Linked DNA regions of Mus musculus: region 2 is linked to region 1. A link is a loop called in an ENCODE intact Hi-C map of the cell type or tissue named here. Cell type or tissue: heart. All regions are shown on one strand. Each heading gives the region's core, and the rest is flanking DNA. Links, peaks and the distances in the headings are about the cores only. Region 1 overlaps Cyp3a44 (cytochrome P450, family 3, subfamily a, polypeptide 44). Region 2 has its middle 53 kb from the start of Cyp3a41b.

Region 1 (12,725 bases), core at 3,813-7,812:
GATCCACCCCATAATCAGCATTCAAATGCTGACACCATTGCATATACTAGCAAGATTTTATCGAAAGGACCCAGATGTAGCTGTCTCTTGTGAGACTATGCCGGGGCCTAGCAAACACAGAAGTGGATGCTCACAGTCAGCTAATGGATGGATCACAGGGCTGCCAATGGAGGAGCTAGAGAAAGTACCCAAGGAGCTAAAGGGATCTGCAATCCTATAGGTGGAACAACATTATGAACTAACCAGTACCCCGGAGCTCTTGACTCTAGCTGTATATGTATCAAAAGATTGCCTAGTCGGCCATCACTGGAAAGAGAGGCCCATTGGACATGCAAACTTTATATGCCCCAGTACAGGGGAACGCCAGGGCCAAAAAGGGGGAGTGGGTGGGTAGGGGAGTGGGGGTGGGTGGGTATGGGGGACTTTTGATATAGCACTGGAAATGTAAATGAGCTAAATACCTAATAAAAATGGAAAAAATTTAATAAAAAAATTAAAATAAAAGGTTTCTAAGATTGTTTTAATTCATATGTGTAGATATTTTGCTTGTATATGTTTATGCACACCATATATGTACAGTGCCCACAGAAGCAAAAAGAGGGTATCAGATCTCCTGCAACCAGAGTTAGAGTAGTTGAAAGCCGTCATTTTCATGCTGGGACTCAAATGTTAATGGATCCTATTGCAGAGCACAAGTGTTCTTAACCATTGTGCCATCTCTCAAGCTCCTTACAAATGGAATGACTGTCACTGGAGGCCTGGAAGATGCTCAATTAGGGAAGAGTCTACTATGAAAGCCTAAGGACGAGAGTTCAGATACAAATCATTATAAAGCCTGACACAGTGGCACCCATTTCTAATTCCAGCAGTAGGTAGACTGAGACAGGTTTTGCCTGGTTCGCATTGGCTAGACAACCCAATCCATTCCATAAGCTCCAGGTTTGGTGAGAGAGCCTGTATCATAAAACATGGCGGAAAGTGGTTTAGAAATGTACACAATGTAGGTCTATGACCTATACACACACATATGCACACAAACATATACATAGAGAGGTGGGATGATTTAAACACCAAGGCTCACACCTTGGCTTTTTCTACTATAACCATAAAGAGATAGGGGAAATAATGGCACAGAGTTGAGTAAACCCACACGGATTAATCTAGGCCAAGGTTAGCCTCTCTCAGTATTCAGCAGGGACAACATGGCAGAACTAGCACTATCATAGAATCATTTAGAGAGTTATATGTTAAATTCATATCTTTAACATCACACAGGTTGTGTGCATGTTGCTTGCTTGGTATTCTTGTGGTTCTAGATAACAGACATACCAGGCCCAGCTCTGTGTCACAACAACCTTCTATTGCCATGAAAGTCTTTATTGCCCATTTCTCCATATGTGTCATGTTCATGATAATTTCTAAATGGTTCTGGGAAAAACCAGTGCTGTGCTCTTGTTACAAATTATGAAGCATTGCTCAGACAGATCAGAGAGCAAAGGTGTCTGCCATTGAGCCTACTGACCTGATTTGGACTCTTAAAACTCAAGCAGCAGAAAGAGAACAAATTCCTTCAGGTTATCCTTTGACCTCCACTCACATGCTGCAGCACACATGACCCTGTACATTTATACACTAATACGCATATATAAGTACACATATATGTACATACATACATACATATATGTAAAGAAAAAAATCACTAGAATCGGAAGGTTGGCTCAGTGATGTGAATGGTTACTCACTCACTCACTCACACAAAATTCATACAGAGAAAAAAATACATATACACCGCCACACACAACATACACACACTCCCCCTCACTCACACAGTGTTTGTCTCTTCCTCACACACAGAGACTCTCTTTCTCTCTCTGTCTCACACACAGGCACACACTCTCTCACACACACATATACACAAAAACTTTCTCTCTATCCCCCTCTCCCTGATTCTCACACACACTCTCTCCATTCTGCTCTCTGTCTCTCTGACTCTCTCTGTCTCTGTCTCTGTCTGTCGCTTTCTCTCTTTCACAGACACACACACACACACACACACACACACACACACACAGACACACACACCATTGCAAGTGACCAAATTGTGTCTTTGTTGACAATTTCTCATTTTCCCTTCTACACCATTATCTCACCTTATTGGGCAGAGCCTTATCGATCTCTGCCTGCAGTTTCTTCTGGATATCAGGGTGAGTGGCCAAACAATACAAGGTGAAGGAAAGTGTGCTACTGGTGGTTTCATACCCAGCAGAAATAAAGATAATTGACTGGACTGTGATCTCCATGTTAGAAAAGGCTGAAAGTAAGAATACATTTTAGGTGAGTCAGTCATGATGTGCTATCACAGATGAGATGAGGAGAAAATCAAATGAGTCCCCATTTACCTGGACAGACTATGGAAATGCTGTTCAGTCACACTGAGACTGTCATCACCATGACAGCAAATGACACATCCAGAAAAAGAAAAGAAAGCTACAGGCAGGTTGTCCTAGTGTTTCTGCTGACTCTCACAATCCTCCGTGGGCAGTTTCAAGATATGAATATTCATGTTTGTAAATTTTATTTTAATTTATGGGTATTTCTGTTTGTGTGTATCTGTGTGGAGGGTGCCACATGTGTGGGGAGGGTGTCCATGGAGGTCAGAAACCCCTAGAGAAGCAGTTATAGAAGGTCCCCGGTATAGGTTGAGATATTTTAAATTTTCATTTATTTATGTGTGTTTGTCCAGGGAGGCCAGAAGATGGCATTGGAGTCTACAAATGTACAGGCAGTAGTACATCTTCTACCATGAGTGCTTTAATCCTATTGTTTGCAAATTTTAGCTCCCATTTAGTGTAAGTGCTTGCTACTAAACTGACACTGGACTATAAATTCACAATTGGTGCCTATTTTAAAAGTGAATAATTATTTTAGCAAACAAAAACTAAACAGAAGGACTGAGATGTTGTCAGTAGATGGCGGTACTTCCCTAGTGTTCGTGAAGCCTTGGGTTCAGTCCCCAGCACTTTGTGAATCAAGTGTGACAATGTCTATATTCTTGTTTACACTGGAAGATTGACAGGAAAGAAAACAGCCAGTGATGGAAAAATTCTACATGTCTGTAGTCTCAGGAGTTAAAGGTCATTCTCAGGCACATTGTGAATGTATATCAGCCTGTGCTACATAGGAGCCTGTAGCAAAAGGAGGAGGAGGTATAAAAGAACTTGAAGTTAGCTGATCACGTCAAAGGGTTTCAAGTGGGCAGATAGGAAAGGGCTTGAAACACAAAGTACCTGCCACTTTAAATATTAAACATGGGGACACACTACATATAAGCAAGTGAGTGTATGGGAAACAATCAGATATGTAAGAATGGAAGACTCCCTTTCCATTAGTTACTGGTGCACATCTATAGACTAAAATCTGGAACTGGAATGCTATCAGTCATGATGATAATAATGATTATAAATTAAAAAATTACCACAAATGGGAGGCTAGAAAAATGACTCAATGGGTAAACCAGAGTTTGAGTCCTCACTCCCCATGTAAAAAGTCAGGTGGGGCAGCACATACTTTTAACCACAACACTGTGGATTGTAGGGACCTATTGGCAGTCAACTTTGTCGTGGGCTTAAAAAAAAGACCCTGTCTCAAGGAAATGAGTCAGAGAGAGATTGATAAGACACTGGTGGATGCCTTCATCTTTTCTGTGTACATACACCTAAAAGTGTGCACTTATGAACATACTCTGGCACATACATGTACTACACAAAGAAGATAAAAATCTGTAAGTGAGAATTTTATGTGTTTTTGAGATAGGGTTTTTCTGTGTAGCCATGCCTATCATGGAATCTGATGTAGACCAGGTTGGCCTTGAACTCACAGAGATCCACCTGCCTCTGCCTCCCAAGTACAAGGATTAAAGGCATGCTCCATCACTGCCCAACTATGAGTGGTTTTAAATACTTAAAAGAATGAAAAGGACAAATCCATTTGTACAAAGAGGCTTTCTCCAGAAGCTACTTATACATCACACAATGAAGTCTATCTTTACCATGGATTAGGCTAGAGAACACGTACGTGTTCAACAGGGGTCCCAGAGAACTTCAACACCACTTGGGTCCATGCCCCTGATTGGATGTTTAGACACAGATGTCTAGGCTGAGCTCTGAGATTTTGTGCCGGGAAAGACACAATCAGCACATGTGCTCACCCAGGTAACAGACAGAACACTGGAAATGTCCATGATGGCCACCCTTCCTGTTAGGAGTAAACTTTTGCCCATGTGAATCCAGAATATTCCATGTTGATAATAGACATGCCTGTCTTTCAGCAAATCAACAGTGTTTTCCCTCTACCTAGAAAAACCTCCTCGCATATTTTCTGAGCAACCCACCTGGTCCCCAAGAGTTTCCTTGTCTATAGACCAGGAAGGGCTTGCTTACCTTTATGAGAGTCTTTGTCTTTGGAATTATTATGAGAATTCATCATCAGCTGAAGAAAATCCACTCGGTGCTAGAAGCAGAGAGAGAGGTTACAAAAATGGAAGGTCAATGGTAAGTTCAAAGGTCAGAAGTGGATCACAAGTGCAGAACCTTAATTCTCTCCCTCTGAGAAGGTGGTTCCCTCAAATTCACAACTGTGGCTATGGTTATATGGTTAGAGTCATTAAGGAACAAAAGTAAGAGTGGACTAATTAGGAAGAATCTAGTTTCCACATCATCCAATTTTACAATAAATTACAATAGATAAAATTTTAAACAAGAACTTTTATTCTCTAAAAATGTTTTTGAAAGAGATGAAAATATTATCCCCCCCTTTTGATCATTTTTATTTGTTATTGAAGTTTCATACTCATACTCAATCAGATATGGTCATCTCCACCCCAATGTTTCCTCCAAACAATTCCTTCTATACTGTCTGTAACATTTCTTCCTCCACACTCCATGCCCTCTTCTTAGTCACCCACTATGTCCAACTAGTGTTGTGCATATGTGAATGGCTATGAGGCCATCCAATGCCTCATGGGAAACCTACCTATGTTCACACCCTCCACCCACAGCTATGAACTGGCAATTGACCCTGAGCAAAGAGCACTGCATACAGAGATCCTCTCCCATCCTCACTGGAGTTCTGACAGTCTTGACCTTGTTCAGGTCTAGCACCATGCCAATTTTTTTTCAGTCCTAATGCAGGATGTTCTAGCTTTCATCCCTATTGCTAAGGATTCATTTCTAGATTATTCTCAACCAACTTGTTAAAACTCCAACTTCTCCTCTATGAGAAAACATGAATATATTTTCTCTCTCTAAACATAGCCTTTTTTATCTGCCACTAGCATACAGCTTATTTGTTCACAGCCCAACATGTTATCAAACTTTGAAACTCTCATGAAACCACCACCTTTTACCTTCTGATTAGAATCCAGGCGGCTTTCCTGCATTCTGTCCACAAATTTTTTGAAAAATTCTATTGAATCATTTGGGAACATGCAGATATTTAACATCTCATATACTGGTGTCAGTAATGGAAAAAGTACTAGAAAAGAAAAAAGATAAGTTTTAATTGAAATGGAAAATTTATTTAAAAAATCATGAAGCAATCTCTAGAATAAATGACCAGTGTAGCAAACAGAAGTGATTCTCTCTGTGAACTTGGTCACACTGGGTCAGCACAATACTTCTCCTTCTGTGCTATGTAGTAGCCAAAGCTGTGGACTGACTCTTAAATTTAACTCTGCTCCTGGAGTTCATTTGGATTCAGAAAGAAAATTCAGGAGCCACTAAGATGGATCAATAGCACAAGTTTCTCCAGGCAAGCCTAAAACCTGAGTTTGATCGATGGATCCCACTCCGTAGAAGGAAAGAACCAAATGCTGTTAGCTGTCCTCTGATCTCCACATGACACACAATCACCAAGGCATTTGCATGTGCATGTACACCCACATGAACAGTCAAGGCTACACAGAGAACCCCTTCTCAGAAAAAGAAAAAAGAAAAACCCAAGCTAAAAGACAGGTAACAAAAAAGCAGGAAGAATTAAAGATCACATACTTTCCCATACTTCCAGATTCTAGCCTCTATGAATAAATATGTATAAAGGTCTAAATATATTTATCCTACAATGCTTAAAAGGAGAAACAGAGGATACTAGGTGACAAGGATGAAATGTAGGCATAGGGACACATGAGCTGTGTATGGAAATATATTTGATAGGGAAAGTATTAAAACCCCAAATAACACACCATGGTTAATTGTACCCAGAATATATATACAAAACCCCCAACAATTGGCACTCTCAGAAGAGCTAGGTTTTATTCCCACCATCCACATGGCTGCTCTCAACCAACTGTAATTTAAATACAAGTGGATTCAAGACTCCATTATGGCCTCTTTAGGCACTGCATGCATGCAGGTAGTACACCCATACACAGAAAACAAAAATAAAAAAATCTTATAAAAAATTATTAAGCAATTAAGCTATGTATGAGAATACCTAGCCAGGAAGTAGTAGTGCTTGCCTTAATCCCTGCACTCAAAAGGCAGGGGCAGGTTGAGCCTATTCTACAGAGTGAGTTCTGAGATACCCAAAGATAGACAGAAAAAACTCTGATCCTAAAAATTGAGAGAGAGACAGAGAGAGAGAGAGAGACAGACAGACAGACAGACAGACAGACAGACAGACAGACAGACAGAGACAGATAGAGACAGAGAGAAACAGAGAGAGACAGAGAGAGACAGAGGGACAGAGAGACAGAGACAGAGACAGAAAGGAAGAAGATCTAAAATCATATATTAAAATGTCTAAGACCTGTGTTTATGGCAGATAGTTATGTGTACAGTAGCCAGATCTACTATAGACAATGTATGTTCAGTTGCTTAATACGTTAAAAATTCAGTTACTTTTTGACTCAGCAATGCTGATTCTAAATATAACCCCTCAAACATAAAACTAAATACTTAAACATAATCTAGTTTATGAAGGCTCATGGCAGAGAAATTCATGGCAAACATGTGAGACTAACTTCCATGTCCATAAAAAGATAGGGAGAATAAATTACTCATGGACACAGGACATGGTGACACTTGATCCATTTAATATAGTGCTAAATAAAAGAGGAATGTCACAGAGACAAGATAGTCTATGATCCCATTGATGTTTAATGTCCAGAATAAACAGTTACAGAGCAAGTGAACTGGTTCTTGCTTAGGTCAATATTGCTTGAAAGTTACAACATGGCTAGAACAAAGTCCTATTTGATTGAACATGTTTATGGGTCAGGGTGCCTTCAGTAAATGCTGATCCCAAAGAGATCAGAGACAGAGAATAAGGAGCTGTTGAGTGCTGAGCCCTAAATGGAGCATCTATATCAGCACCCCACACATCAAGGCTCATGGAAGATCATGAAAAGGGATGTGGAACTTAATTCAGAGGCAGGAATGAGGACTGTGAAATGCTGTATTGTGGACATGACATTGCCATCTCTTGAACTGACTGCCTGCAGCATACAAAGCCAATAATACTGGTCAGAATCCTAGCATGCAGCACCAAATGGACTCGACTAGCTACCAAAGCAGAGAAAAGGACAGGAAATTGGGAGGAAGATGTATTGGGTGTCTAAGCAATGTGAAAAGTAAGAGTTAGCAGTGGGTGTAATGGAGACAGATGCTATGAATGTATGTTATTGAAACCATGGAGAGTTCTGGACTTACAGAGTGTACAATTTGTATTTATACTAATTAGTATTTATGCAAAAAATAATTCTAAAATAAACCCGGGACTCAGGGCTGCACACTGTAATTGCAGCCCTCAAGAGGTAGTGGTACAGGGATCTCTGTAAGTTCAAGACCAGCCTGGTATACACAGTTATATCCAGGCCAGCTAGAGCTACATGGTAAGACCCTGTCTCAAAGAAAAAAGAAGTTAGAAAAAAGAGGTAATCTGGCTACATGTTCTCAAAATACTGAACTGTGCCTTTAGGCGATGAATTATATGACAGGTGAACTACACACCACTACAGCTGATCATTTGGAGAAATTGAGGAAGAGAAATGCAGAAAGACAAACAAGGCCACAGACAACAGCAATGATCAAAATCCAGAACTGTCCACTCACCTACTGAGAAGAGCAAAGGATCAAAAAAGTCAACTCTTAAAAACTTTTTGGCTTCCTCCACAAAAGGATCCTCTGGGTTGTTGAGGGAATCCACGTTCACTCCAAATGATGTGCTGGTGATCACATCCATGCTGTAAGCACCTAACACACTGAGGAGAGAGAGGCATAGGAATTTAACATGTGCCAGAGACTGTAAAAGAAATCTCAGGAGACAGTTAAATGCACCTCAGTATGGACCAAGCCCTTCCCAGCTGTTCTACTCTATATCACTGCAAACTTCTTACTGTCACATTTCTTCCCTTTAAACTGTGTATAATGTCATCACTAGATGGGGAAAGGACAAGCACCTGGACCATGTGAGCTGCACCCCAGTTACCCCTCCTCTCCCAGAACCACAGTGATGGACCAGCACTCACTCTTTCATAGCAACAGGCATGCCTTTCTCTGCCTCTTGCCTCAAGTACTTTACCAAAATGTCTCCATACTGTTCAATGACAGGGAACATCTACACAAAACAGAGAAGCATCCACAGTTAGGATGGAGACTCCAGTAACTCAGGCTGCAGTTAAAAGAATTTCACTCACCTCCTTGAGTCTTCCACTGGTGAATGTGGGGGACAGCAAAGCTCTATATCTCTTCCATTCCTCATCCTTAGATATTGAGATAGCTTTACTCATTATCCCCACTGGGCCAAATTCCTAGAGTCAAAAAAGAAAAAAAGAACCCTCAGAATGCCTCACAGCCTATGAGAAATGAACTGTGTACTCATCTTCCTATTGTGGTTTCAGCCCTTTATGTTCCAGGATTCTTTTAAAAAGAAATTTCACTGTGGTTGGAAAATTATGTCCAGGGGTTGGGAACAAGGTGAAAACAAGCCTTAGTCGATCTCTAGAACTGTGTGGTTGGAGTTTGGCTTGGAGAAATTTAGAAAGTTAATTTTGTATCAGACAAGTTCTCCAGCTCTGTATTTACAACATGAACAATGTGAAGAGGATGTCTTTGCTCTCTCTCTCTCTCTCTCTCTCTCTCTCTCTCTCTCTCTCTCTCTCTCTCTCTCTGTGTGTGTGTGTGTGTGTGTTGGGGGGGTGGTGTGTACATATGAGTGCTGGTGCATGTAGAACAATGAAAGGTAGCTTGGTCCCCGGTTGAACTAATGCTTGAAGTCCCAGATACTATGAAAAGACTGTAGGTGCTTCACTGGTTACTGGGCATCAGGACCCTGTCACTAGTCGTAGCCCCCATAGGTTTGTGGCCTCAGTCACATAAGGGCAATGCCCGAAGCCTCTCCATATGTACAGGACATGACCTGTGGTCACATAGGCTCAAGAGAGATCTTCATTTTAGTGAGGTACCTAAAGGCCTGGAGGGCTTATCCAATAAGCATTCTTTCCCAGACTCTCCTCTCTGCAAAATATATTTAACCTTAGGCAAACCAGAGAAGTGGGGTATGGTTTCACAATCCACTTTTTGCTTTGATAATAAATGTCTTAAAACCTTGGACTTCCTTTCTTTATTTGGATCTGCCATGGGGAGCCATGCAGAAGGCCTTTGCCTATAGAGCCACCATCTAATATCCTGTAGAAACTCTCTCTGTGCTCTCACATATGGGTGCCACCCAGTCTAAGCTCAAGAATGCAGCTAGACTTTCCCTGCTGAACCAGCCAGAGCTCCTTCCTTTATCCCCTAGCTGTGGGGAATTGGGCTATGCAAAGTCAGGCTAGTCTCCACTTGAGCTGAGGTCTGAACCCCAAAGGGTGATAATTCAACTTCATGACATGGTAAGCATTCCCTTATGCTCCTGGAACTCTGAAGCCTGAATAAATTACCACCCCCCATAGCCTCCACAAGAGAAGCATGGCTAGAAGTCACATAGGAAATGGCCCAAGTTTCTGACATTCAGGCTAAACTCCTACCCAGTTACCTAGCAACAGTAAAGACCATAAAAGGGGCTGTTAGGCCCCCACCTCGCTATCTTATGCTCTTACTTCTCACTCTCTTACTTGTCTCCCTCTTACTCCTCACTCTCATTCCCTCTCCTCTCTCTTTGTCTTCTTTCCTCTCTCTTTGTCTTATCCTCTCCTCTCCTCTCTTCTTACTTCTCTCCTCTCTTCTCCTCTCCTCTCTCCTCTCTCTTACTCTCTCTATCTCTCTAGCCCCCCTCTCTCTTTTCTCTTCCTCCCTGCCTTTCTACAATAAAGCTCTTAGACCATAGAATGCCTGTGCTCATCAAGGCCTACTGGGCTTGGAGGTTGGGACAGGCTTTCTCCTAATGAGCCGTTTCTAATCTCCCATTAGAAGTCCTTCCTGTACTCCAGCCAAGATCCTCTGCACTCACTCTCATCAGTGTTGGGACACGCTTCCCTCCTCCCTCTCTCCCATAACCCCAGTGGCTTAAATTGCTCTGGGACTCCCAGGTAGGGTTGCCCCTTGCCACCATCCCCTGCAGAATGGGTCGGAGGCTTAGATGCCCACCCAGGAATGAGTGGAAGGTACATGCAGCCCTCCCACACCTGACAGACCAGAGAGTAGGTAAAACTCTGGCTGGGTGTGGTTTTCCCTTCCCCTTCCTCCGCAGGGCCCCCTTTCTTTTCCCAACATGTGGCCCCAGGCTTGATCCAGCCTGTGGGGCCCCCACTCCATTCTCAGATAGTCCACAGTTTCAAGTGGTGCCTGGATATCCAAGAGCCTGAGACCCAGACAGCTCCAGCTTCCTTGCAAGCTTGAGGACCCATGAACAACTTCTTGGTGTCCCACACCTCAGACTGTGCATTCTCACCCCTGGAATGGTGTTCCAGGGCTGCTCTACCACTCAACACCCACCTGGCCACAGCATGGGCTAAGCATGGTCAACTTCCCACATCCGGACTCCCCAGTGACCATGCCCTATGTCGGATCAGAAGCAGGACCTCCCATAAACCTACAGGTACAAATTCCCAAGTGTGCTCATGTGGAGACCAGAGGTCAGGCATCTTCCCCTATAACTCTCTATGGAATTTTTTGGGCAAGGTCACTCTGTGAATGTAAAAGTCTCTGATTTGACTAGAGTAGCTAGCATACAATTCCCTGAGATCTATCTCTTTCAACATACATCTCAAGAGTCACACATGAATACTACTCTGCCCAGCTTTTGGTGGATGCTGAGGATCCAAACTCAGGTCCATTACCCAATGATCAAGCCATCTCCCTAAGCCTCGGACACAAAGTATTTAGTATTTGGATTTTTTTTAAAGGATTACTTCACTATTGTATGGGTTTGGCCTAATGTTTCTTGTGTTATAATGCTAATTTTCATCCCCCAGAATGCTAACAGGAGTACCTGTTCATAAGACACTGAGGGACCCTGCCCCCTGTTGGCTCCAATTGGTAAATAAAGATGACAACAGCCAATGAATGGACAGAACAGATAGAGGCAGTACTTTTAGGATTCCTGGGCTTGGAAAGAGAGGAAGAAGCTAAATCACCTTGAGAGGGGCATAGGACAGGCAAGCCATGTACGAAATCAGATAAGTGACTCTAGTGACCACAATCCCAATTGGTTCTGAAGTAGCAGAGTTGAAATACTGATTTTAAAGAATGTTAACTCTGGAATACCAGAATGGAATGTTTGCTAGCCTCAGGAAAGATTAGAAGTACCAAACCATTAAGCTAGCCAAGGCATATTGAAATTAGCTGGTGTGTGTGTTTCTGTGTGTGTGTATGTGTGTGTGTGTCTGTCTTTATGTCTGTCTGTCTCTATGTGTCTATCTGTATAGTGTATCTCTGTGTGTCTGCCTTCCTGTGTTATGTCATTATGTCTGTCTCTATGCATGTGTCTGTGTGTGTTGTATATATCTGCCTGTTTGTGTGTGTCTTTTTGTGTGTGTGTGTTTTGTCAGTGTGTAAGTGATATTAGAAATGATACTCTGCTTTCAGAAGAGACCCAGCATACCTGAATCTTGAGAAGCTTCATCCAGCAACACATGAAAACAGATGCAGAGGCTGTACTGACTATTGTTGTGTCAACTTCACACAAGATGGAGTTATCACAGAGAAAGGAGCTTCAGCTGGGGAGGTGCCTCAATGAGATCCAGCTGTAAGGCTTTTCTTAATTAGTGATCAAGGGGAAGGGGCCTTTGTTGGTGGTACCATCTCTGGGCTGGTAGTCTTGGGTTATATAAGAAAGCAAGCTAAGCAAGCCAGGGGAAGCAAGCCAGTAAAGAACATCCCTCTATGGCCTGTGCATTAGCTCCTGCTTCCTGACCTGCTTGAGTTCCAGTCCTGACTTCCTTTGGCGATGAACAGCAATGTGGAAAGTGTAAGCTTAATAATCCCATTCATTTTGAACTTGCATTTTGGTCATGATGTTTGTGCAGGAATAGAAACCCTGACTAAGACAGAGACCCTGAGCCAAACATCATCTACAACTTGGGGAGTCATGTGGATGAGTCAGGGATAGGATTGTGTAAGCTGGAAGGGTCAGAGACCCCAAAGAAGACATACAGAGTCAAATAACCTGGGACCATGGGGACTCACAGAGACTGAATCACCAATCAAATTACTTATAGTGGCTGGACATAGGCTCCCTACACATTAGTGTCAGATGTACAGCTTGGTCTTTGCGTGGATCTCCTAAATATT
Region 2 (12,725 bases), core at 3,900-7,899, 160 kb before region 1:
CATATATATGTACATACATGCATACATACATACATATATGTAAAGAAAAAAAATCACCAGAATCGGAAGGTTGGCTCAGTGATGTGAATGGTTACTCACTCACTCACACAAAGTTCATACAGAGACAAAAATACATATATACCCCCACACACAACATACACACACTCCCCCTCACTCACACAGTGTTTGTCTCTCACTCACACACAGAGACTCTATTTCTCTCTCTATCTCACACACAGACACACACTCTCTCACATACACATATACACACAAACTTTCTCTCTATCCCCCTCTCCCTGATTCTCACACACACTCTCTCCATTCTGCTCTCTTTCTCTCTGACTCTCTCTGTCTCTGTCTCTCTCTGTTGCTTTCTCTCTTTCACACACACACACACACACACACACACACACACACACACACACACACACACACACACACACCACTGCAAGTGACCAAACGGTGTTTTTGTTGAGATTTCTCCTTTTCTCTTCTACACCATCATCTCACCTTATTGGGCAGAGCCTTTTCGATCTCTTCCTGCAGTTTCTTCTGGATGTCAGGGTGAGTGGCCAAACAATACAAAGTGAAGGAAAGTGTGCTACTGGTGGTTTCATACCCAGCAGAAATGAAGATAATTGACTGGGCTGTGATCTCCATGTTAGAAAAGGCTGAAAGTAAGAATCCATTTTATGTAAGTCAGTCATGATGTGCTATCACAGACGAGATGAGGAGAAAATCAAATGAGCTTTCATTTACCTAGACACACTATGGAAATGCTCTTCAGTCACACTGAGACTGTCATCACCATGACAGCAAAATGACACATCCAGAAAAAGAGAAGAAAGCTTCAGTCATGTTGTCCTAGTGTTTCTGCTGACTCTCACAATCCCCTGTGGGCAGCTTCAAGATATGGATTTTCATGTTTGTAAATTTTATTTTAATTTATGAGTATTTCTGTTTGTGTGTATCTATGTGGAGGGTGCCACATGTGTGGGGAGGGTGTCCATGGAGGTCAGAAACCCCTAGAGAAGCAGTTATAGAAGGTCCCCTGTATAGGTTGAGATATTTTAAATTTTCATTTATTTATGTGTGTTTGTCCAGGGAGGCCATAAGATGGCATTGGAGTCTACAAACATAGAGTTACAGGCAGTAGTACATCTTCTATCATGAGTGCTTTAATCCTATTGTTTGCAAATTTTTCCTCCCATTTAGTGTAAGTGCTTGCTACTCAACTGAAACTGGACTATAAATTCACAATTGGTGCCTATTTTAAAAGTGAATAATTATTTTAGCAAACAAAAACTAAACAGAAGGACTGAGATGTTGTCAGTAGATGGCGGTACTTCCCTAGTGTTCATGAAGCCTTGGGTTCAGTGCCCAGCACTTTGTGAATCAAGTGTGACAATGTCTATATTCTTGTTTACACTGGAAGATTGACAGGAAGGAAAACAGCCAGTGATGGAAAAATTCTACATGTCTGTAGTCTCAGGAGTTAAAGGTCATTCTCAGGCACATTGTGAATGTGGATCAGCCTGTGCTACATAGGAGCCTGTAGCAAAAGAAGGAGGAGTTGTAAAAGAACTTGAAATTAGCTGATCACATCAAAGGGTTTCAAGTGGGCAGATAGGAAAGGGCTTGAAACACAAAGTACCTGCCACTTTAAATATTAAACATGGGGACACACTACATATAAGCAAGTGAGTGTATGGGAAACAATCATATAGGTAAGAATGGAAGACTCCCTTTCCATTAGTTACTGGTGCACATCTATAGACTAAAATCTGGAACTGGAATGATAATGTCATGATAATAATAATGATTATAAATTAAAAAAATAACCACATATGGGAGGCTAGAAAATGACTCAATGGGAAAACTGGAATTTGAGTCCTCACTCCCCATGTAAAAAGTCAGGTGGGGCAGCACATACTTTTAACCACAACACTGTGGATTGTTGGGACCTATTGGTAGTCAACTTTGTTGTGGGCTTAAAAAAAAGACCCTGTCTCAAGGAAATGAGTCAGAGAGGGATTGATAAGACACTGGTGGATGCCTTCATCTTTTCTGTGTACATACACCTAAAAGTGTGCACTTATGAACATACTCTGGCACATACATGTACTACACAAAGAAGATAAAAATCTGTAAGTGAGAATTTTATGTGTTTTTGAGATAGGGTTTTTCTGTGTAGCCGTGCCTGTCATGGAATCTGATGTAGACCAGGTTGGCCTTGAACTCACAGAGATCCACCTGCCTCTGCCTCCCAAGTACAAGGATTAAAGGCATGCTCCATCACTGTCCAACTATGAGTGATTTTAAATACCTAAAAGAATGAAAAGGACAAATCCACTTGTACAAAGAGGCTTTCTCCAGAAGCTACTTACACATCACACAATGAAGTCTATCTTTTCCATGGATTAGGCTAGAGAACACATGTTCAACAGGGAGTCCCAGAGAACTTCAACACCACTTGGGTCCATGCCCCTGATTGGATGTTTAGACACAGATATCTAGGCTGAGCTTAGAGATTTCTTGCTGGGAAAGATACAACCAGCACATATGCTCACCCAGGTAACAGACAGACCACTGGAAAGGTCCATCATGGCCATCCTTCATGTTAGGAGTGAAATTTTACCCATGTGAATCCAGAATATTCCATGTTTATAATAGACATGTCTGTCTTTCAGAAACTCAACAGTGGTTTCCCTCTACCTAGAAAAACCTCCTCGCATATTTTCTGAGCAACCCACCTGCTTCCCAAGAGTTTCCTTGTCTATAGACCAGGAAGGGCTTGCTTACCTTTATGAGAGTCTTTGTCTTTGGAATTATTATGAGCGTTCATCATTAGCTGAAGAAAATCCACTCGGTGCTAGAAGCAGAAAGAGAGGTTACAAAAATGGAAGGTCAATGGTAAGTTCAAAGGTCAGAGGTGGACCACAAGTGCAGAACATTAATTCTCTCCCTCTGAGAAGGTGGTTCCCTCAAATTCACAACTGTGGCTATCGTTGTTAGAGTCATTAAGGAACAAAAGCAAGAGTGGACTAATTAGGAAGAATCTAGCTTCCACATCATCCAATTTTACAATAAATTCTAATAGATAAAATTTTAAACAAGCACCTTTTTTCTCTAAAAATGTTTTTGAAAGAGATGAAAATAATATCCCCCCTTTTGATCATTTTTATTTTGTATTGAAGTTTCATACTCATACTCAATCAGATATGGTCATCTCCACCCCAGTGTTTGCTCCAAACAATTCCTTCTATACTGTCTGTAACATTTCTTCCTCCACACTCCATGCCCTCTTCTTAGTCACCCACTAAGTCCAACTAGTGTTGTGCATATGTGCATGGCTATGAGGCTACCCGTTGCGTCATGGGAAACCTACCTATTTTCACACCCTCCATCTACAGCTATGAACTGCCAATTGACCCTCAGCAAAGAGCACTGCATACAGAGATCCTCTCCCATCCTCACTGGAGTTCTGACAGTCTTGACCTTGTTCAGGTCTAGCGCCATGCCAATTTTTTTTTCAGTCCTAATGCAGGATGTTCTAGCTTTTATCCCTATTGCTAAGGATTCATTTCTAGATTATTCTCAACCAACTTGTTAAAACTCCAACTTCTCCTCTATGAGTGAGTTCTGGGATACCCAAAAATAGACAGAAAAAACTCTGATCCTAAAATTTGAGGGAGAGACAGAGAGACAGACAGAGAGACACACACAGAGAGAGAGAGAGAGAGAGAAAGAGAGAGAGAGAGAGAGAGAGAGAGAGAGAGAGACAGAGACAGAGACAGAGAGAGAGACAGAGACCGAGTCAGAGACAGAGACAGAAAGGAAGAAGATCTAAAATCATATATTAAAACATCTAAGACCTGTGTTTATCGCAGATAGTTATGTGTACAGTAGCACAGGTACTATAGAAATTTTATGTCCACTTGCTTAATACATTAAAAATTCAGTTACTTTTTGACTCAGCAATGCTGATTCTAAATATAACCCCCAAACATAAAACTAAATATTTAAACATAATCTTGTTCATGAAGGCTCATGGCAGAGATATTCATGGCAAACATGTGAGACTAACTTCCATGTCCATCAACAGATAGGGAGAATAAATTACTCATGGACCCAGGACATTGTGACACTTGATCCATTAAATATTGTGCTAAATAAAAGAGGCATGTCACAGAGAAAAGATAGTCTATGATCCCATTGATGTTTAATGTCCAGAATACACAGATACAGAGCAAGTGAACTGGTTGTTGCTTAGGTCAATATTGCTTGAAAGTTACAACATGGCTAGAACAAAGTCCTATTTGATTGACCATGGTTAAGGGTCAGGGTGCCTTCAGTAAATGCTGATCCCAAAGAGATCAGAGACAGAGAATAAGGAGCTGTTGAGTGCTTAGCCCTAAATGGCGTGTCTATATCAGCACCCGACACATCAAGGCTCATGGAAGATCATGAAAAGGGATGTGGAACTTAATTCAGAGAAAGGAATTAGGACTGTGAAATGCTGTATTGTGGACATGACATGGCCCGTTTTTGAACTGACTGCCTGCAGCAGACCAAGCCAATAATACTGGTCAGAATCTTAGCATGCAGCACCAAATGGACTCGACTAGCTACCAAAGCAGAGAAAAGGACAGGAAATTGGGAGGAAGATGTATTGGGTGTCTAAGCAATGTGAAAAGTAAGAGTTAGCAGTGGGTGTAATTGAGACAGATGTTATGAATGTATGTTATTGAATCCATGGAGAGTTCTGGACTTACAGAGTGTCCAATTTGTATTTATACTAATTAGTGTTTATCAAAAAATAATTCTAAAATAAACCCGGGACTCAGGGCTGCACACTGTAATTGCATCCCTCAAGAGGCAGTGGTACAGGGATCTCTGTAAGTTCAAGACCAGCCTGTTATACACAGTTATATCCAGGCCAGCTAGAGGTACATGGTGAGACCCTGTCTCAAAGAAAAAAAAGAAGTTAGAAAACGGAGGCAATCTGGCTACATGTTCTCAAAATACTGAACTGTGCCTTTAGGCGATGAATTATATGACAGGTGAACTACACACCACTACAGCTGATTATTTGGGGGAAATTGAGGAAGAGAAATGCAGAAAGACAAACAAGGCCACAGACAACAGCAATGATCAAGATCCAGAACTGTCTACTCACCAACTGAGAAGAGCAAAGGATCAAAAAAATCAACTCTTAAAATCTTTCTGGCTTTCTCCACAAAGGAATCCTCTGGGTTGTTGAGGGAATTCACATTCACTCCAAATGATGTGCTGGTGATCACATCCATGATGTAAGCACCTAATACACTGAGGAGAGAGAGGCATAGGAATTTAACAGGTGCCAGAGACTGTAAAAGAACTCTCAGGAGACAGTCAAAGCCACCTCAGTATGGACCAAGCCCTTCCCAGTAATTCTACCCTCTATCACTGCAATCTTCTTACTGTCACATTTCTTCCCTTTAAACTGTGTATAATGTCATCTAGTGTCTAAAGGGGCAAGTACAAGCAGCTGGACAATGTGAGCTGCACCCATTTCCCCTCCTCTCCCAGAGCCACAGTGATGGACCAGCACTCACTCTTTCATAGCAACAGGCTTGCCTTTCTCTGCCTCTTGCCTCAAGTACTTTACCAAAATGTCTCCATACTGTTCAATGATAGGGAACATCTACACAAAACAGAGAAGCATCCACAATTAGGATGGAGGCTCTAGTAACTCATGCTGCTCTTAAAAGAATTTCACTCACCTCCTTGAGTCTTCCACTGGTGAATGTGGGGGACAGCAAAGCTCTATATCTCTTCCATTCCTCGTCCTTAGATATTGAGATAGCTTTACTCATTATTCCCACTGGGCCAAATTCCTAGAGTCAAAAAAGAAAAAAAGAACCCTCAGAATGCCTCACAGCCTATGAGAAATGATCTGTGTACTCATCTTCCTATTGTGGTTTCAACCCTTTATGTTCCAGGATTCTTTTAAGTGGAAATTTCTCTGTGGTTGGAAAATTATGTCCAGGGGTTGGGGATAAGGTGAAAACAGGCCTTAGTCCATCTCTAGAGCTGTGTGGTTGGAGTTTGGCTTGGAAAAAGTTAGAAAGTTAATTTTTTATCAGACAAGTTCTCCAGCTCTCTATTTACAACTTGAGCAATGTGAAGAGGATGTCTTCTCACTCTCTCTCTCTCTCTCTCTCTCTCTCTCTCTCTCTCTCTCTCTCTCTCCGTGTGTGTGGGTGTGTGTGTGTGGGTGTGTGTATGTACATATGAATGCTGGTGCATGTAGAACCATGAAAGGTAGCTTGGTTCCTGGTTGAACTAATGCTTGAAGCTCCAGAAACTATGAAAAGACTGTAGGTACTTCGCTGGTTACTGGGCATCAAGACCCTGTCACTAGTTGTAGCTCCCATAGGTTTGTGGCCTCAGTCATATAAGGGCAATGCCCCAAGCCTCTCCATATGTAGAGGACATGACCTGTGGTCACATGGGCTCAAGAGAGATCTTCATTTTATTGGGGTACCTAAAAGCCCTGGAGGGTTTATCCAATAAGCATTCTTTCCCAGACTCTCTTCTCTGCAAAATATATTTAACCTTAGGCACACCTGAGAAGAGGGGTATGGTTTCATAATCCACTTTCTGCTTTGATAATAAATGTCTTAAAACCTTGGACTGCCTTTCTTTATTTGGATCTGCCATGGGGAGCCATGCAGAAGGCCTTTGCCTATAGAGCCACCATCTAATCTCCTGTAGAAACTCTCTCTGTGCTCTCACATATGGGTGCCACCCAGCCTAAGCTCAAGAATTCAGCTAGACTTTCCCTGGTGGACCAGACAGAGCTCCCTCCTTTATCCCCTAGCTGTGGGGAATTGGGCTATGCAAAGACAGGCTAGTCTCCACTTGAGCTGAGTTCTGAACGCCAAAGGGTGATAATTCAACTTCATGACATGTTAGGCATTCCGTTATGCTCCTGGAACTCTGGAGCCTGCATAAGTTACCACCCCCACAGCCCCCACAAGAGAAGCATGGCTAGAAGTCACATAGGAAATGGCCCAAGCTTCTGAAGTTCAGGCTAAACTCCTACCCAGTTACCTAGCAAGAGTAAAGACCATAAAAGGGGCTGTTAGGCCCCCACCTCGCTATCTTATGCTCGTACTTCTCACTCTCTTACTTGTCTCCCTCTTACTCCTCACTCTCACCCCCTCTCCTCTCTCTTTGTCTTTTCCTCTCCTCTCATCTCTTCTCACTTCTCTCCTATCTTCTCCTCTCCTCTCTCCTCTCTCTTACTCTCTCTATCTCTCTAGCCTTCTCTCTCTGTCTCTCTCTGTCCCTCTCTGTCTCTCTGTCTCTCTGTCTCTTTTCTCTTCCTCCTTTCCTTTCTACAATAAAGCTCTTAAACCATAGAATGCCTGTGCTCATCAAGGCCTAATGCGCTTGGAGAACGGGACAGTCTTTCTCCTAATGAGCCGTTTCTACTCTCCCATTAGAATTCCTTCCTGTGCTCCAGCCAAGATCCTCTGCACTCACTCTCATCAGTGTTGGGACACGCTTCCCTCATCCCTCTCTCCCATAACCCCAGTGGCTTTAGCAAAGTAGCTCTGGGACTCCCAGGTAGGGCTGCCCCTTGCCACCACCCCGTGCAGAATGGGTCGGAGGCTTAGATTCCCACCCAGGGATGAGTGGAAGGTACATCCAGCCCTCCCACGCCTGACAGACCAGAGAATAGGTAAAACTCTGGCGAGGTGTGGTTTTCCCTTCCCCTTACTCCCCAGGGTCCCCCTTTTCTTTTCCCCACACGTGGCCCCAGGATTGATCCAGCCTGTGGGGCCCCCACTCCATTCTGAGCTAGTCCACAGTTTCAAGTGGTGCATGGATATCCAAGAGCCTGAGACCCAGACAGCTCCAGCTTCCTTGCAAGCTTGAGGACCCTTGAGCCACTTCTTGGTGTCCCACACCGCAGACTTTCCTTTCTCACCCCTGGAATGGTGTTCCAGGGCTGCTCTACCACTCAACACCCACCTGGCTACAGCATGGGCTAAGCATGGTCAACTTCCCACATCCGGACTCCCCAAGTGACCATGCCCTATGTTGGTTCAGAAGCAGGACCTCCCATAAAACTACAGGTAAAAATTCCCAAGTGTGCTCATGTGGAGACCAGAGGTCAGGCATCTTTCCCTATAACTCTCTATGGAATATTTTGGGCAAGGTCTCTCTGTGAATATAGAAGTCTCTGATTTGGCTAGAGTCACTAGCATACAATTCCCTGATATCTAGCTGTTTTAACATACATCTCTAGAGTCACATATGAATGCTACTCTGCCCAGCTTTTGGCGGATGCTGAGGATCCAAACTCAGGTCCTTTACCCAATGATCAAGCCATCTCCCTAAGCCTCGGACACAAAGTATTTAGTATATGTATTTTTTTTAAAGGATTACTTCACTATTGTATGGGTTTGGCCTAATGTTTCTTGTGTTATACCGCTAATTTTCATCCTCCAAAATGCTAACAGGAGTACCTATACATAAGACACTGAGGGACTCTACCCCCAGTTGGCTCCATTTGGTAAATAAAGATGCCAACAGCCAATGCATGGACAGAACAGATAGAGGCAGGACTTTTAGGATTCCTGGGCTTGGAAAGAGAGGAAGAAGCTAAATCACCTTGAGAGGGGCATAGGACAGGTCAGCCATGTAAGAATTCAGATAAGTGGCTCTAGTGACCACATTCCCAATTGGGTCTGAAGTAGCAGAGTTGAAATACTGATTTTAAAGAATGTTAACTCTGGAATACCAGAATGGAATGTTTGCTAGCCTCAGGAAAGATTAGAAGTACCAAACTATTAAGCTAGCCAAGGCATATTGAAATTAGCTGGTGTGTGTGTGTGTATGGTATGTGTGTGTGTGTTTTCCTGTCTGTATGTCTTTCTGTATGTCTGTCTGTCTCTATGTGTCTATCTGTATACAGTATCTGTGTGTGTCTGCCTTCCTGTGTTATGTCATTATGTCTGTCTCTATGCATGTGTCTCTGTGTGTGTTGCATATATCTGTCTGTTTGTGTGTGTGTTTTATCAGTGTGTAAGTGATATTAGAAATGATACTCTGCTTTTAGAAGAGACCCAGCATACCTGACTCTTGAGAAGCTTCATCCAGCAACACATGAAAACAGATGCAGAGGCTGTACTGACTGGTTTTGTGTCAACTTAACACAAAATGGAGTTATCACAGAGAAAGGAGCTTCAGCTGGGGAGGTGCCTCAATGAGATCCAGCTGTAAGGCTTTTTCTTAATAAGTGATCAAGAGGAAGGGGCACTTGTTGGTGGTACCATCTATGGGCTGGTAGTCTTGGGTTCTATAAGAAAGCAAGGTGAGCAAGCCATGGGAAGCAAGCCAGTAATGATTGTCACTCTATGGCCTGTGCTTCAGCTCCTGCTTCCTGACCTGCTTGAGTTCCAGTCCTGACTTCCTTTGGTGATGAACAGCAATGTGGAAAGTGTAAGCTTAATAATCCCATTCATTTTGAACTTGCATTTTGGTCATGATGTTTGTGCAGGAATAGAAACCCTGACTAAGACAGAGACCCTGAGCCAAACATCATCTACAACTTGGGGAGTCATGTGAATGAGTCAGGGATAGAATTGTGTAAGCTGGAAGGGTCAGAGACCCCAAAGAAGACATACAGAGTCAAATAACCTGGGACCATGGGGTCTCACAGAGACTGAATCACCAACCAAATTACTTATAGTGGCTTTACTTAGGCTCCCTACACATCAGTGTGCAGCTTGGTCTTTGTGTGGATCTCCTAAAAATTGGAGCTGGGACTGTCTCTGAATCAGTTGCTAGCCACTAGAACTCCTCCCCCTATCTGGATTGCCTGGTAGTGCCTCAGTGGGAGAAGATACACTTCGTCCTGATGCTGGTGGATGCCCCAGGGAAGGTGGTACACAAGGGGGACTTCCCCTTCTCTGGGGAGAAGAGGAAGGGGTTATGGGCGGAGGAATCAGTAAGGGTAGGACTGGGAGGAAAAGCGGGAAGTGTGCTGCAATTAGGATGTAAAATGAATATATATATTCATATGTGTGTGTGTGTGTGTGTGTGTGTGTGTGTGTGTGTGTGCCTGTGCAAGTGCGGGTGTGTGTGCGTGTGCATGTACGTATATATGTATATTTATATGAATGTATGAAAAACCAATGTGACCTACCCGCCGGTTTGTGAAGACAGAAAAACATTCCTTCACTAGAACATTCTTAATCATCTATGGGTCCGTGATGACAAAGAGAGGCATTTGACCATCAAACAACCTGTGGTGGGAAGACAGCTGATGTACCACGTTCTGACATGAGAGCCGCACCCTGACTTTGATCCCAATGCTTCAAGACCCTCATTCTGCTTATACAATACATGGTCACAGGAGTTCCCAGTTCAGCTTAGGAATTCTGACCATGTACTCAATGGAGTCTTTGGAAAATGATAATTAATGTCATTCAAGACACAATGAGCCACTTCAAGACAAACCAGCTCTGTAAGGCACCACACTTAGAAATAATAAGTGGAAATTTGGCAAATCTAGATGTGTATATGTGAGAATTGCCTATACCATTTTCTATGAATTTGCATATTTGAAATATTGCAAGGGTCTGGAGCGATGAGTCCACAGTTAAGAGCACATGCTGTTCTTGAAGAGGACCTAAGTTTGGATCCTAACACCTACATTGGGTAGCTCACAATCACCTCTAATACCAGGTCCAGGAATCTCCAATACCTCTGCAGTACACCAGAGCCAGAGGCAGGCAGATCCCTGAGTTCAATGCCAGCCTGGTTCACAAAGCGAGTTCTGGACAACCAGGGCTATACACAGATAAACCCTGACTTGAAAAAGACATAAAATATTAAAAATACTAGTATATGTCAATATCTGGTGTTGGGATGCTTCTCAGTATTATGGTACCTGCCTAGAGTGTAGATCCTGGTTTTGGTACACTGATATTAAAACACAGAATTTAACTGAGGTGCTTGTATCTACTTCTCCAAAGCTCATGGAGTCTGGAAGACAGGACAAGAAGAGCATGAGAGTCAGGAAGCAGAGGGGATAGCTGGATAGGATTTCTTCTGTATTCCTGAATTCACTGTAGCTGGGAGAGCCTCCACATGCCCTCTGCATGACTGTCAACATTCTGGCAAATGGCTAAACGTCCTGACCCTGTCTGAAGATTTGCACACAGCTAGTTCCTGGAAGGAGAAAATAAATGGTCCAACGGTAGAGGCACCTGATGAGGTCAGCTCAGTCCCTGGGATCTATGTGTTGGAAAGAGAGAACTGACTGGTACAATCTGTCATCTGATACACACTTTTATCCAAAATCTTGGCAGGGGCTGAGGAGATGGCGCAACAGATAAAGGAACCTGAACCATGCCTGATGACATGAGTGCAGTAACCTGGAATTGGAGAACTAACTTCCACAATTTATACTCTTACCTGCATATATGTACCAGCATACTTGCCCCAATTCAGGAAAAAATATGATGCGAAATAAAACATAAACAATGAAGTCTCTATATGAAGAGAGACTAAGCATGAATCATTTACCAAGCCCTTAGCTAGATTAGCCTGCCCCTACTGTCAAATGGCATACTAAAGTCAATAATAAAGTGAAGAATGTAGGCTTCTATATAAAATGACCCATCGTGGCAAGGAAAAGGAGCAAGACGTTTGCCAGAGCATATCAGTGGGACCTGAAGCAATGCATAGCATGTCAGGAAAAGAGTTTCAGAGAAGAAAACAAATTAGAGGAGGCAGTAGATAAAAGTTCAAGCCTGGGGAGAGACTCAGAAGCCCCACACTCTCAGAGGATTCGGGAGCGAAGATTGTGTGAAGGACATGGGCATTGCGAAAGTGACCAGGTTGTAAACTGAACAAATTAATAACTACTGGAAGAAAAAAAATACCTCGAATCCATGGAACATCAAACCCTGTCAAAAAGCCTCAGTGTGCAATATTTTCATGTCAATTAGACCTTTGAACCCTGGCAGTTGATAGGAGGCATTATCACCTTTACTCATGGCTACATTTCAGGCTGCCCCCATCCTTGCACAAGTGAATTGTGTCCTCCTAAAAACAGTCAACTAGATGGAAATTTCCAGAATGCTCACCCCCATGTTTTTCCATACTTTTCATAGCATTCCATGTCAAATTTCCAAAAACCCTGGAAAGAGAAATAGAATGAATCCCATTACTGCCCTCTATGTACTGACCACTCTGTAGCCAGAGCTTGAAAATCCTCAGATCCCATGAAGTCAGGTTTATTGTCTCTGGCAGAAAAAAGATCTTATTTTGAAATGTTTCATGTGTCAGGAGCAGGATGGGTTGGTGGGGAAGGGCAGAATGAGAAAGCAGGACACATAACACGCTGTCATTGTGTCATTGGACTGTACACACTGACTCACAACGCATACACACAACACACTCTAGTAATAATAATAATAATAATCATAATAATAATAATACACAATTGTTTTACAGAATGTGCAAGAGAAGCACAGATCCTGTAGGAAGAAAATCGAGAGCAGACAATAGCGCAAACTTTGCCACTCAAACTCTGGGTGTGAGCTTGGGAATGTGTGTCTGGAGGAATGACCATTTCAAAGCAGGCTATCTACATGGCACATTACATTCTCATTACTCAATTTTCTAATAAGTTTGTTAAATCATACTTTACCTAATGT

Evidence for each region. Hi-C counts contacts between places; a loop is a spot of excess contacts. Peaks named below come from ENCODE experiments on the same cell type or tissue, not always from the same donor. Only the 100,000 strongest peaks of a DNase experiment are listed, where the experiment ranks them.
Region 2: a loop joins it to region 1, with 2.8 times the contacts of the local background. A loop is called at or near these places in 6 of 42 quality-filtered maps.

Annotation. Positions count from the first base shown.
Region 1 is chr5:145,786,211-145,798,935 of GRCm38, forward strand. It overlaps Cyp3a44 (cytochrome P450, family 3, subfamily a, polypeptide 44), which reads right to left. Exons shown (of 13, transcript NM_177380.3): 5 at 8,693-8,806; 6 at 8,525-8,613; 7 at 8,109-8,257; 8 at 5,405-5,532; 9 at 4,440-4,509; 10 at 2,151-2,311. Among named protein-coding and RNA genes, the nearest start is that of Cyp3a44, 13 kb to the right of the region's middle. In heart, for the core only: no CTCF peak of the experiment used is centred there; no DNase peak of the experiment used is centred there.
Region 2 is chr5:145,631,120-145,643,844 of GRCm38, forward strand. It overlaps the pseudogene Cyp3a63-ps. Among named protein-coding and RNA genes, the nearest start is that of Cyp3a41b, 53 kb to the left of the region's middle. In heart, for the core only: no CTCF peak of the experiment used is centred there; no DNase peak of the experiment used is centred there.